Regions from separate parts of the Homo sapiens genome. Here region 2 is linked to region 1. Evidence: chromatin contacts called from ENCODE Hi-C or POLR2A ChIA-PET data. All regions are on one chromosome and are shown on one strand. The core of a region is the stretch at or near the end of the contact, and the rest is flanking DNA. Distances in the headings are between cores, read along the strand shown. Region 1 overlaps LINC02941 (long intergenic non-protein coding RNA 2941). Region 2 has its middle 140 kb from the start of MIR3668.

What was found. Hi-C counts contacts between places; a loop is a spot of excess contacts on that map. ChIA-PET counts read pairs that join two places held with the same protein, here RNA polymerase II (POLR2A).
Region 2: a map of endothelial cell of umbilical vein shows a loop between it and region 1 (9-fold over the local background). The contact joins two enhancer-like sites. A Hi-C loop is called at or near these places in 1 of 168 maps with a recorded cell type or tissue (endothelial cell of umbilical vein). POLR2A ChIA-PET finds 5 or more read pairs at or near these places in 2 of 52 experiments (BJ and HEK293).

The regions. Positions count from the first base shown.
Region 1 is chr6:140,047,268-140,053,882 of GRCh38, reverse strand. The region is part of intron 1 of LINC02941 (long intergenic non-protein coding RNA 2941); the gene reads right to left. The region is part of intron 2 of LOC107986652 (a long non-coding RNA gene); the gene reads left to right. Among named protein-coding and RNA genes, the nearest start is that of LINC02941, 74 kb to the right of the region's middle. Within about 2 kb of position 3,387, at least 5 of the 41 ENCODE cell types and tissues checked have a DNase peak (open chromatin) inside an H3K27ac peak, as active enhancers do.
Region 2 is chr6:140,344,243-140,350,857 of GRCh38, reverse strand. No RefSeq gene overlaps it. Among named protein-coding and RNA genes, the nearest start is that of MIR3668, 140 kb to the right of the region's middle. Within about 2 kb of position 4,222, at least 2 of the 41 ENCODE cell types and tissues checked have a DNase peak (open chromatin) inside an H3K27ac peak, as active enhancers do.

The DNA.
Region 1 (6,615 bases), core at 2,138-4,637:
GCCACAGCAACTAGGCACAACACTGAAAAAAAAAAAAGACAAGTAAAACTGTCTTTCAAACTTCTGTTTGCCCTTGCAAAGTGTCCTGGCTTAGGTGGATATTGAATATTGAATAACTTTGTCTATTCTTAATCCAAAGGCAGTGCAAAGCAAAAGACTAATAAAGAAGGATTAAGACTAAGGCCACTACATAGAGTCATCAAGTCGTAGAAAAGACTATCATAACATTTCTGACTCCACATCTAAGTTATCCTAAAATAGAAGCTGTTCTTTGAGCAATAGAGCATCCTTGCACTGACCTGGAGCACTGCTGCAGAGTCCAATTGGGTTAGAATTAAATTACATAATCATTTAGTCATAGTACACATTCTTATTGAGTGACGCAGGCATCAGACATGGTACTAAGTACTGAGTGTCCAAAGTCATGCAACGCAAGGTCCCTGTCTTCATGAGGCTTTTATTTAGTGGCAAAGGGAGACAACTCAATCTGGGAGAATGTGGAGAGTGCTATACTCTACTGGAGTTCAAACCTGTGACTCCCACCCTCACGTAATATGAGCATGTTTTATTTAACTCATTAATTAATAAGATGTTATGACCAGATCAAAAGTTGTTTTATAAGCTGGACAGAGACCATCTTAGAATGAGATTGATGGGTAGATTTAAAAAGTGGCTCATGTCCAACAGGACCATAAACCTTTGGAGTTATCTGCTCCACCTGGCAGAAATTATTTGCAGCTCCACCATGCAAAAAGCTACAAGTCAACAGCGAATGCTACAAAGTCTGGAATTTGTAATTAATAGTAAACAGTGAGGTAACCTAAGTATATTAGTTAATCTGTAGCTGGCCTTCTTTCAAAAAGACAATGAATGGAGGCTGTCCACATTTTTTACTTATTTCTTAAGCTTCAGATATAGTTTCTGAAGCACAGAGGAGGCCACCTTGAGGTCAGGATGGGGCAAGGCAAGCATGGCAGCATTTGAGTTAAGATTTGGAAGCTAAGTAGGAAAAACTGGCCATGGATGTGAAGATGGGCATTCCAGGAAAATAAAGAAAAATATGTGGCAACTTCACATTCATTCCTGTGCTACGCTGTGTAATTCCCCTGAAGGCTGGTAATTCAAAAAAAAAAAAAAAAAAAACCTCTAGAAAAAGATAGAAAACACAGAAGTTCCCATTTTTAGAATGGAGAATCAATCTGCCAAGTTTAGATAGGCATGGATTAAGAAATAAACTCACAAGGAAGCATTATATTATCCAGAAGCTGTGAAGGACCAGAATGCCTCCACAAAGCCTAGGGGATGTTCCACATTGGACCATGAGCCTAGCGAATGACTGAAAAAGGGCAAAAAGGGGGAAAAACTGTAAATGGTCTATTTCCTAGCCACATGTGCTGCTTGTCTGAATCAGGTTACGGTCTCTCACTTACTCTATTTAGAATTCTGTACATCTGGGTGTATTTTTTTCTAGTGTTTCCTATCATATCAGTGACAGAATTGTCAACACTGAGGTATCCATAAATTATACTGCAGTCTAGTAGTTTCCAGTGTCTGCGAAGCTTAGAACAAAAGACTCAAATGCAAATGTGAGCTGCTTAATTCAGTGAGTATTTGTGATGTTACCCAGGTGCCAATGACATCTTTCTGACCAGCTCAGAGGCACCAGGGAGCAACCCAACATACATTTTTAATGTGCTCAGCTGTGACAGCATATACACACAGAAGACCTTAAGGCCTTAAAGCCATCCTCCTGGAAACCACTGCACTTTTAGGGACCCAGAAGAAATGGTTTAATTAATCTTCTTTTTCAGGGTAGCTTTTTTTGATATAAATTATGTACACTGAAAACCTGCCAATTATAGCAAATTAAGGGACTTGGCAAGTGCATCCCTTAGAGGCAGATGGTAAATAATATCCAGATTCTGATTTGAAATAGGACCAGAGATTAGCTGGTGCAGAATGTAAAAGCAATCTAGATATGAGAAATAAACAGATTTAGTGTGAGCTCAAGAGGAGGGTTTTGGTTTGGGAGAGCTATAGTGATGCATTGAAAATGGATGACTCATTATCACTACGTGCATTTCCCTGAGATGAGCCAGCTCCAAGTGCTTCTTTCTGTGATTCTTTGATGAACAATTATTTATTGCATTAGTATCTTCACTATGTTACTCAGATGCTTCCGTTTCCTAATCTGTGCAATGAGCATAGAGCAGGTTGGGGTGAGTTTTTAATGTCATCACCACATCATGTGCTCCGTGTAGTACTTGACGTACAGTAAGCGTTAAAAAATGTTAGCTGTTTTTGTTAGTTATGACTACCAAAATAAAGAACAACTCTCACATACCTTCACCCTTATGTTTTGGCCAAAAATCCTAGCTAATGCTTATGAAAGCTGATTATGTGCTTCTACCTGATTCCATCAATTTCTTTACTTATTAATAGCATTCAAAATAAAGAGTCTGACCTTAACTTTGTTTATTTTTCCTTCTTAAATCAACCGTTAGCATTCCTCTTATCTATTAGGGCTTCCCATAATACTCTCCCCCACCCTCTGCCTTTTAATGTATAGTCTAGATCATTTGTGCTTAATTAGATAAAACCTCATCTCTTGTCTCTATACAACATTTTAGTATCTATTACTTCACTGATAATGTAAAAATTTTTGCCACATACAACACAGCTTTACAACATAAAGCTTCATGCATGATTTCATACCATGCTTCATACTCTTACTAGCTCTTCCACTATTCTCATTTATGCATGAGGAATGGGAGGCTCAGAGAGTTTAAGTACTATGCCTTTGTCACACAGATGGTGGGTCCCGGGAGCTGACTTGCCTTGATATTCTGTTGTCACTCAAAGACTGAAAACCACATAAAACCAAAGGAAATCGTGAAAGATAAAGTGTTCAGGTTGGTGTATCCTTGAAAGTGCCAGAAGAGAACTCCACTATGTATATCAAAGTTAAGGTGATTATCTAGGGAGAAGTTTAGACACATGCAAGACCAAATAATATTACTTCTCTGCTCACGTTTTTACTTCTCCAACCTCAGTTTGTATCTGGTTTGAGTCACTACAGCAAGGAGGATGGTGACCTCACCTTATTCGCTTAGTAACTAGATTTCTTGTTTTGCTAATTCACCACAGAAATAATTTAGAACAATTACTGGGTTCAGTTACAGATTCCACACTTTGGGGGAAAAAAAAAAGTAGGGTAAAGGCAGGGAGACATCCACCAGATGACAAGGTAAGAATGGAGGTTAGAATGAAGGTAAATGGGCAGAGCCAACAGAGCAAAACTCTCAGGCTCTGCTTGCACAAAGCTGTCGCAATCCTGCAACTCCCAGAAAACAGTCGTCACATTAGCCAGTACGTGTACGGCAATCTTCCCGGAGTCCGAAGTCTCAGATAGGACAAACTCAAGCGCACATTCGTCATGTAATTCATGTTCAGCCTAGGTTGCTAAAATTAGGGAATGACTCAATCATCATACACCATTACAGCTATTTTCAAGGCTGTAAGTGATGCGTTGCACCGACACTGATGCAAAAGCTTACCCCAATTAGCTTCTGCAAATGCTCTTCCTGCAACAGAGCTTCGTTTCCTAGGAGCCTTCAATCTAATTACAAAGCTTGATTCTCCCGCAGGGCCTGCCTGGCCAGATGATTTCATTTTACTTTTAGGCTAACCTTTGCCATCAGTGATGTCACTGAAGTGTTCCTTCTCTTGAGAGGCTCCTAGGAGCACACTAAAAGGTTAATTTGTTTGATATTTGGTTAAAGAGACTTCTCTACTGGAGGGGCTCTGTTTTGCTGTAGGCAGGTAATGGTACAAAGCAGGCATCTTCAGATGAAGGCAATTTGCACCCAGCCAGCACCAACATAGCTTTATGCACTAACTATCCAGCAGCCACTCAGATAGAAAATCACTGCTGAGAAGGAAGTCAATGGATCCTTTCTGCAATTCACATTATTCACTCAAGGAGATTTTGCATATTTCCTAGTGCTTTTTTTCTCTCAAAAACAAGAGCTGCAAGGCTCAGTGGAAAATGTAACCAGCTACGCAACAGGAAAAACTTGTGTTCAACCACCTTAGGCATCAGAAAAACAAAGGAAAAAGCACAAGTAACGTACATGCCACAATTCCATAATTATTATTCTCCAAACTCAAAGTATCTTTGCTACCTATAGACATCCTCTCCACCCTTCTCTGCCCTTTCCCTAGTGGCCCTTGCTGTGCAGAACTAAAGATGCTATAGAAAAGCTCAGATCCCAACTATGGCCACCTGTAATGGTTATGCTTATTATAGAGAGCCAGTGCTGACAATGAGGGTGTATAAACCAAACCAAGGCCACAAGGTAAGAAGCAGAAATCAAGGCAACCTAATATTTTTTATGAGTCACGTAATAACAAAGAATCGGTTCCACCAATTTTCCCCATTTACTAATGCCATTCAAAATAAACATTCTGACTTTAACTTTGTTTATTTTTCCTTCTTAAATCAACCCTTAGCATTCCTCTTATCTATTAGGGCTTCCCATAATATTCTCCCCCACCCTCTGCCTTTCAATGTGCAGTCTGGATTGTTACTTTTGCTTAATTAAATAAAACCTCATCTCTTGTCTCTATACAGCATTTTAATTTCCATTACTTCACTGATAATGGAAAAACCTTTACAACATAAGAATATGAAGCATGATATGAAATCAGCATATGAAAGTAGCAAATGAAAAGGGGTAGCTATTAAAATGAAATAGGAGGGTCCATGATCAAATTCAGCAAAACAAAAAAACATAGACAGAATGAACGCACACACAATACTCCCTGAATATAAAAATGTAGTTTACATTAAACAGTGTCATATGAGATAAAAAAGAAAAATTACTTTATTCAGCAGGTAATAAATTATAGGACTTGTCTAAGGGCTCTTAAGTGAAATTTTTAAAATAAATACATCCTTAGATAAGTTTGTAAATAATAAAGTAAAACCTGATTGTTGAAAGTTTGGGTAAAGATAGCAAATGGAAGAATGAAGCCACATCAGATCACATCATTTACATTTTCCATTATGCCTTCACAAATGAACAAATAAATAAATTTCAGAATAAAATAAATCATGATCAGCAGCAATGAAAAAGGAGTGCTGCACAACTGAAACTATAAAACATTATTAACAAGCAAAGAAACCAAAATGAAGCAACAGAAGATTCTAGAATAGAGCAGAGCAGTGTGGGCAACGTAACTGGCTTCTAAACTTTCACCAGCATTCTAAAAGTAATAATGCTGAGTTGATAATATACGAATGATTTTCACTGACTGCCAAACTTTGAAGAAGCAAATTGAAATTGTACTCTTGTATTTTTTTTTTCTAACTGAAAAAAAGTGAAAGTAGTTCCTGGGAGGGAGAGTGGAAAGGAGGAAATTAAGAAAAAATGAGGATAGTTAAGTTTGCAGGGGTTCACTGTGGGAACAATATGCAAACCTTAATGTCTACAGAAAATCATGATTTAAGATGTTCAACACAACCTTAGCTTATCACCTTTTCATCTCCCATACTCTCAACTTGTAGCTCAAAGCAACAAAAGTAGATAGCAATCATGGTGGAAAAGAAATAAAAAACTTTTTTTTTTCATTTTATCAGCAAAATTAGGAAATCAGATTACCTCTGCCAAATAATTCACATTAAGTATAAGCAATGCTAAAACAATCTGAGTGCCAACAATTGAAAGACATTATAGGGGGAAAAAATCAATAAATAACTGGTAAGTAAAAAATAGCATAAAATATGCACAAGTCAAGAAAAAACATGTATGAAAAAAGCATAGCACAGGAAGGAAAAAACATCTCCATAAATGCATTGCATTATGCTATAGAAATAGGTAAGAAGAAGATCATTTCAATTTAAAAAAAGAAAATGGAAATATGTTTTAATAGAAGCATCAAGCATTAAGTAAAATTGATGTCCAAAGCAAGAATATTATGAAACATATTAATCAATTTTAAGGAAGAAGGAATACAATAGACAAAGCTAAAATAAAATTGCTGCTCTAAATTGTTTTTTATAATCATAATAAATATAGAGAATGAAGAAAAACGTACAAAAGAAGGAGAAAAGAATAAATAAATACAAAACACTCAAAGCTCATAATCACATCATTTGCCCTTGCTTAAATAGTTTTAGAATATCTGTTTTTTATAAGCTGCCTCAAATATTTTGGAGGAAAGAGGGATTGTAAATAAAAAGTGCAGCAGTTTACCTCTAACAGAGTACAGGGAGGGAAGGAAGGAAGGAAGGAAGGAGGGAAGGAAGGAAGGAAGGAAGGAAGGAAGGAAGGAAGGAAGGAAGGAAGGAAGGAACGAACAATGTGACCACATTCAAGAGAGATAAACCCACTTAAAATAACTGAATTCCTGTGAAAACAAAGCCAACCATGAAACCAAAAACATATTAAAGAATATAAAACAAGAAAATTTTGGTGAGATAATTGGGAAAAATAACTAAAAATAAAAAGAACACACTCTAATCCAGGCAAAATTTTTACAAAACACTTAAAGCCAAAACATATCTTGGTCCACTATTGAACTTCAAAGATAAAGCCTTTTTCAAGCTACCTC
Region 2 (6,615 bases), core at 2,973-5,472, 300 kb before region 1:
GTTTCGTATCTCCCTTTCCAATTCTTAGAACTTTTCTTTCTTTCCTTTTTTTTTTTTTTTTTGTGCTGGCTACCACCCCTAGTACAATATTGAAGGAATGCAGTGATTGAAGAAACATAGAGAGCATCTCAGAAGAAGTGACATTTAAGGAAATAATTATCACAGGAAGGAGTGAGCCATAGAAAATTGGGGGAAGAACTTTCTATGAAACGGACTAGCACTAATGCTAAGGAATATACAAGTTTAGCTTCTAGAAATTATAAAAAGGCAGTGGTGGTTGAAGCACAGCAAGAAAGGAGAGAGATTAGATAAAAGGTCAAGGCACAGAGATCATATTTGCTCTTCACACCTTAACTCCATGATAAAGATATTATAATTTTTTTCCAAGTGTCAACAGAATTCAAGGCAGATTTTTACTAATCTATATTTTAAAAAGACATCTCTCACTGCTCTCCTGAGAATAAAATGTAGCCATACAGGAGAGGAAAGGCCTCAATAATGAAACAGACTGATTTAACGAGTGAATAAATGCATGAATGAAGGCAAGGAGTTAGGAGACAGTGTGACCTAACTTCCTCTTTAAAGATATGATATTTTATCACTGATGCAAAAATCAAGTAATGAGTAGAGAAGAATTCTCAGATATAATTGGCCAAAGTGCTTATCAATCTGTATTTATTCAAGACACTCAGGAAGCCAGGTTTTGATGTCAAAATAAAAATTTTAATTGGAATTGTACAAGAGTGGAAAAAGAAGGTAATCTAGCCAAGAACATTAACCAGTGAGTGATAAAGATATTGACACTCAAGTTTTTACCTTGATCATCTATGTTCAGCTTTTGTTTGTTTGTTTGTCTGTTTTTCAAGCTGCCCAGTTTATTTGGTCTGGTTTCAAGTTCTCAGTGAACAAACTTCACATAATGTAAAAGCGAGGTTGAATCTACAAATAGAGACTAAATCTCTCATTTCTTAGAATCCTGGCATGCACAATTAATCTCTGGGTATGTTTAAAGGTTGTGATAAAAAGAAAATATTGTGGGTTCAAGGAGAGAATTACTCTCACTTAAATAGAAAGCAACAATGATTACACCTGTTAATGCCTAGTTCTGCCAACTAGAGCTATCAATATATGAAAGGCAAAATAACTTTAAAATATTTTATCAAAATGACTAGAACCAGAAAGGAGCTGAGAACAAAGAGTAAGGGCCCAGATTAAGCATCACAGCTTGAATCTGACTCATTCAGCGGCTATGGTCTTTTCAGAATCAGGCCTCTTTCTGTTATTTTGTTCATTTTTTGGGCATCTTTCCCATCCTACTTCTACCTTCTTTTTTTCTTCCTTTAGTTTCTCCTTTTTTAAAATCAATAATTCAATCCAAGTGCAAAAATACCATGAATGTCAGGTCCTTATACTGAGTACAATGGGCACCCATCTTTGGAGTATTCACTCTGGAACTTTTTCTGTACTAAAAGGCCTTAAGTTGGGAACATTTATTTTACATCTGCAGGGCATTTCAGTCAACAAAAAAGTGTGTCTTTCATTTCTACCTAGCATTGTGATCATACACAATGGGAAGAATGACAAAGGCCACTAAGACCAAGATTCGCTCATATTTTATTTGAGATTTGGATAGCATAAGTGACTGAAAGCTCATCTCTATAACATTATATAAAAGATTCAAAACTTTTCCTAAACCATTCTTTCATTAATGCTTATCACTGTCCAGTCAATAGTCAATATAAATTCGTCCACAGAAAATATATACAATGCAAACATGTATAATTATAATTCTAATGTCTAAAACTGCAGAATAAACCTATGCCTATCCTAAAACTTCAGTTAGAAATTTATGTAACATACAAAAATCTATGCCAAGTTTTATTCTCTTCTGAGAATAATTTTTTTCCAGTAGAAAAAATACTTTTTATGTAATAGAATTTTCACACAGTGAAATATTGACTGATTACTTATAACAATTTTCTTTACCTATAAGTCTACAAGGTATAACTCAAAATGATAACCATTTTATTTATCATTTTGAGTTTTTTAAAAAACTTTATTGATACTCTCTGTAGTTTTGTAATAGTGTAATGTAATTGCTTATTTAATAGAGTAGGATGAGGATAGGAAGTCAGAACAGCCATGAGAGTCAGTCAGTCTTTAGAAATACATTGATCAAGACATATCTAAGCTATGACTAAGGAAGCCAAGAAATGTTTAATACAATAATTTTGAGTTTACCTTTATATCAACTTGAAGTCAGGAAACGTGATCAGGAAAAATATGGAATCCAACATAGGCAGCTTTTTACCTTGATAATCATTGTCTCCATTTCTCCACAGATGACCCCTAAAATTTGGTTGCCCTTCCTTCTCAAAATGAATAGTATGCTATCTGCATATGTTACTGATAGATAGAAGCAAACCCTTCCTAGTCCCTGCCTGCTACCCAACATGTCATGGTCCATAGAGACCCTCTTCCACATCCTGTCCCTGTTGTATGTATGATAAAAATTACCCATCTGGAAAGTACTTAGCTTCATTACTTCTCTGAAAATTCTATCCTGTGTTTAGAATCCTAATGACTTTTAGTGGTGTATTTTTAAAAATTTTTTCTCACTCGTATTTCTATAAAACTATAATGATCTTACAATTTTAAAGACAGAGAGCACAGGAATAATATGATTGTATATTTCCCAATATAGCTAATAGAATACATTTTGGAGAGGCTGAATGATTTTTTCAAGGTTATGTAGACTACAAAGCCATGATTATAATAAGTGAAACTCTTTCACAAGAGCTAGCCATGAAATGCATTATCTCAATCAAGTGTTTTTTTATTTTTTCACAGAGTAATAATGGCAATAGGTTAAAAAAAGAATAAATAGATTGCAACCCAACCCTATTTATATCCAATAGATATAAATAGTACCTAGACACTTTTTAGCAGAGTACAATGCATTGTTATTGCTGGATTTTTAGATTAAAAAAAAAATCCTAGCCATAGAACTCTGACCTACAACCTAAGATACAACCAGCCCAAGAAGCCACACCACAATCTCTGTAGTAACTGGCCCAGAATGGTCAGGCCTTTGTCAATAGCTGCCAGCTTTCCTACTGCTTTGTCCCACCCCCAATTCAGGAGGAACTAGACAAAGCCCAAAATGTTCCTCAAACAATTGCATAGGATGTCCTGCTTCTAGGTAGCCTACCTGCAGCTTCCCCATGCCAACAAACTCCAACAGTGCATATCTAAAGCCTTTATTTTTTATCACTATACACCTTTTATTTTTTATCACTATAAATGGCTTCTATCCACAGCCTGTCTTTGAGTCTCTGCCAAATTTAATTCATGGTGGCTGACTCCTTTGATACAGCAAGCTCTGAATAACTGCCTTTGTTTGTTGTCATTTGGGTGGTCTACCTTTATTTCCAAAAGGTAAAATCTTTAAGAAATCATGGATCTTGAGAGTTTATGATAAAATTTGAAAGAATAACTTTACTAAGCAAAACTTGCCCTACTTCCAAGGCTTGATATAATTAAAAAACTTCAAAGATAAAGTTTCTTTGCTGTAACTTGAGTAAAGCACCTAGCTAAGTGTCCCTGTGCTATCTTTACACATTCAGTCTATAAGAATATACCTCGGGACCAATTTGCCTTAGTAGACTGAGGTCAGACCAATAAAAAAGATGGAAAAAGCTCTTGAGAATCAAATAGGCTTTTTAAAAGTACCCAAATTACAGCTAATACAACTGGAATTGAAATGTACTAAGAATGCCTTTAAGCATGGAACAGAGGGCAATAGGGAAAAGACCCCAGTTATTGAAGAAATAAAGATATCCATCCCTAATGTGGCAGAAGTTGGTGAAATATTCAACTCCCAGAGCAATACAAAGCAAAGAAGAAATCATTTTTAGATAAGAGGACAAAACTAATGGATATTCTCAGCAAGCCTAAAAGCTGTGTTACCACAATAGTGCAAAGATAGTGGTTTCTCCCTCTACAATTCCTTTCAATGATTGTTTTGCCAATATACAGTGTAAAGGAAACAAAGACTAATAATTGCTTGTCAGTACTGACGAAGTATGACTGGCATCACGAAGGGGAAGAGCTGGGGGAGGTGGATGCCACTTCACGGCTATCACAGATATTAACGGCCTGTGCTGTGCTCATACCAAAAGGAGGAAGGAAGGAACATTTGAAGGTCAAGTTAAATGAGCTGTTTACATCTTTCCAGTTAACAAAACACATTCCAAAGGCCAAGGATTTGAGTCATTGAGGACATTTTAAAAGGTGTAAAATGATGCAAGAAATAACATTAAGAGTTAGAACTCTGTGTGCCAAGTCCCATTATAGTAGGTTGAGAGAAAGTTTGACTGTAGAATCTTATGAAGCAAAATCGTCAGCTATCAAGTATTTTTACTATATGGGAAAAAGTCCTATACTACACTGACGTCCAATTCCTCAATGATATGTAACACAAAACACTCAGACAGATTTGAGTAACTAAAAGGATTTTCTCACTTTCTACAATAAAATGAAAATGTATTACATAAAAATTGACGTTTCACTTTCAAATAAAGTAGCCTCAAAAAAGCAATACCAAAGAACTCACTGCCTTTAAACACATATTGAGTTCTAGCTATATCTGTCTAGAGCTATAAAGAAAGCCTGGAACTGGAGGAGCTTCCAGTGTAGGGAAAGTAAAATTAGACGATCATGGGAGTTAAATGTGTCGTTATAGGCATTTAGTGCATCTGTAGTCAGTAACAGGAATAGCATTTTGCCCAGCAAGATCTCACAACACAAATGAAGAGCTGGAACAAAATGATAGGAATAGACTACATACAAAAATAGTAGCTTGATATCCACATGTTTAAAAGACTTCCCTAAGAATTTAAAAACAATTTTTTATATCTTTCCCTGGTAAATAGTATGAGAATTTAAGTAGTACTTGAGTTGAAAAGCTTTGTATATTTCCCATTACGGTTTAACTAAGCATGCTTGTGCTGATAATACCCAAATATCTTGAACATGAAAAAATTAATAACATGTTATTATGTTATGGCCAGACTTGTAACACATTAGTTTCACCATTATCCACCAGCATTTCAACAGTAAAGCTCATTTGACTGGTATTTTTCTCCTGGATCAGCCTAATTGCAACTCACTCAAGGAGAGGCATGGCAATGAAAATGTTAGCAAACCTCACTCTTAGTAAGCAAATTCGATGCTATGTAAACTCATCACTTTATTTTTGTACTCAGGCACCCCTCTTGTTCAACAACCATTCAGATTCAAGGAAGGTAGGAGTTAGCCACTACAGATTTTTCTGCCTGTAGAAAAAATCAGCAATAAACCATAAATAAGATTGTATACTTCTGAAAACGTTCCTCTATGCTGGCTGTAGATTTCTCACCACTAACGTACAAAGTATAAACATTCATTTTATTTGGTGGCTTCTTAAAACAGTCTCAAAAGGATAGTCCAAAAAATGACATAATTCACTTCATGCCTAAACTTCACATCAGCCACATGTTACAACACAGATCAAACTGAGATTTAACCTTTCCATGGACAAGCCAGCATTTTTATTAAACAAGCAAACAAACCCATAAATTTTCCAATGTCTTCCTCCTCTTTCGCTTAAATTACTTCCCCATTTTTCTTCTTCTTTTTATAATCAATTTTATTTAAAGACTTATCTGTATTTGGTATATTATCTCAAATCACTTTAATTCTAAAGAGTCAATATCTATGTTCTATTTTCCACCATTGAACTAGAAATGGCCTTCCTAGCTATTAAATGAGTGACTCTTTTTTTTGTTGTTGTTGTTGTTTTTTTTCAGTACCCTCGTCTGTAACTTCCTTTCCATCCAGGACTTCATTGAAGTCCTCAATATATCTCATAAGGGATTTTGCAACTGCTTTCAAAATTGCACTCTTGTCGCTTTTTACTCAAGTCCACCCCTAACACTGCTACCTGAGTATTTTCCTAAGACCAGCATCTGATCATGTTATTTTTTGCTCACAAACCTATTGACTCCTTACTACCTACAGAATAAAGTCAAAATTTCTTAACTTCACAAACAACATTCCCAAGCTACCATTTTAGTTACTTTCCTTCCTTCCTGACACAGACACTAAACTTCTGCCAATATAATTCTTCACTCTGTGAGTCATTGGGTAAATTAGAGATAGGAAATAGCATGGCATACCATGCTGAAATACCTCTCATTTCTCTTTCCCATGGCAAGTCTATACTCACTTTTAGAGTGAGTTCAAATTTTACCTTTCAAGAGGCCTGGATATCCTGGACTAATTTTTACCTTCCTCTAAGATTGTTTATACAGCTACTATTGCATCTATATACTGAAGCATTAATTTATAAATGTACATTCCTACTATATAACAGATTGCAACCTTCTTAACTGAGAGACTCATTAGCTTTTGCACTCTGTGGGACCTTGCTTAGGGCATCTAACACCTAAGGGCTGTCAACACATCTTCATTGAATTATTGCAGTGAATGAGAATTTGACTAAATGAATATGCTATGACTACACACTGTGCACTAATCTTTACACTGTCTTTAAATGATGACAGAAAAGACTGG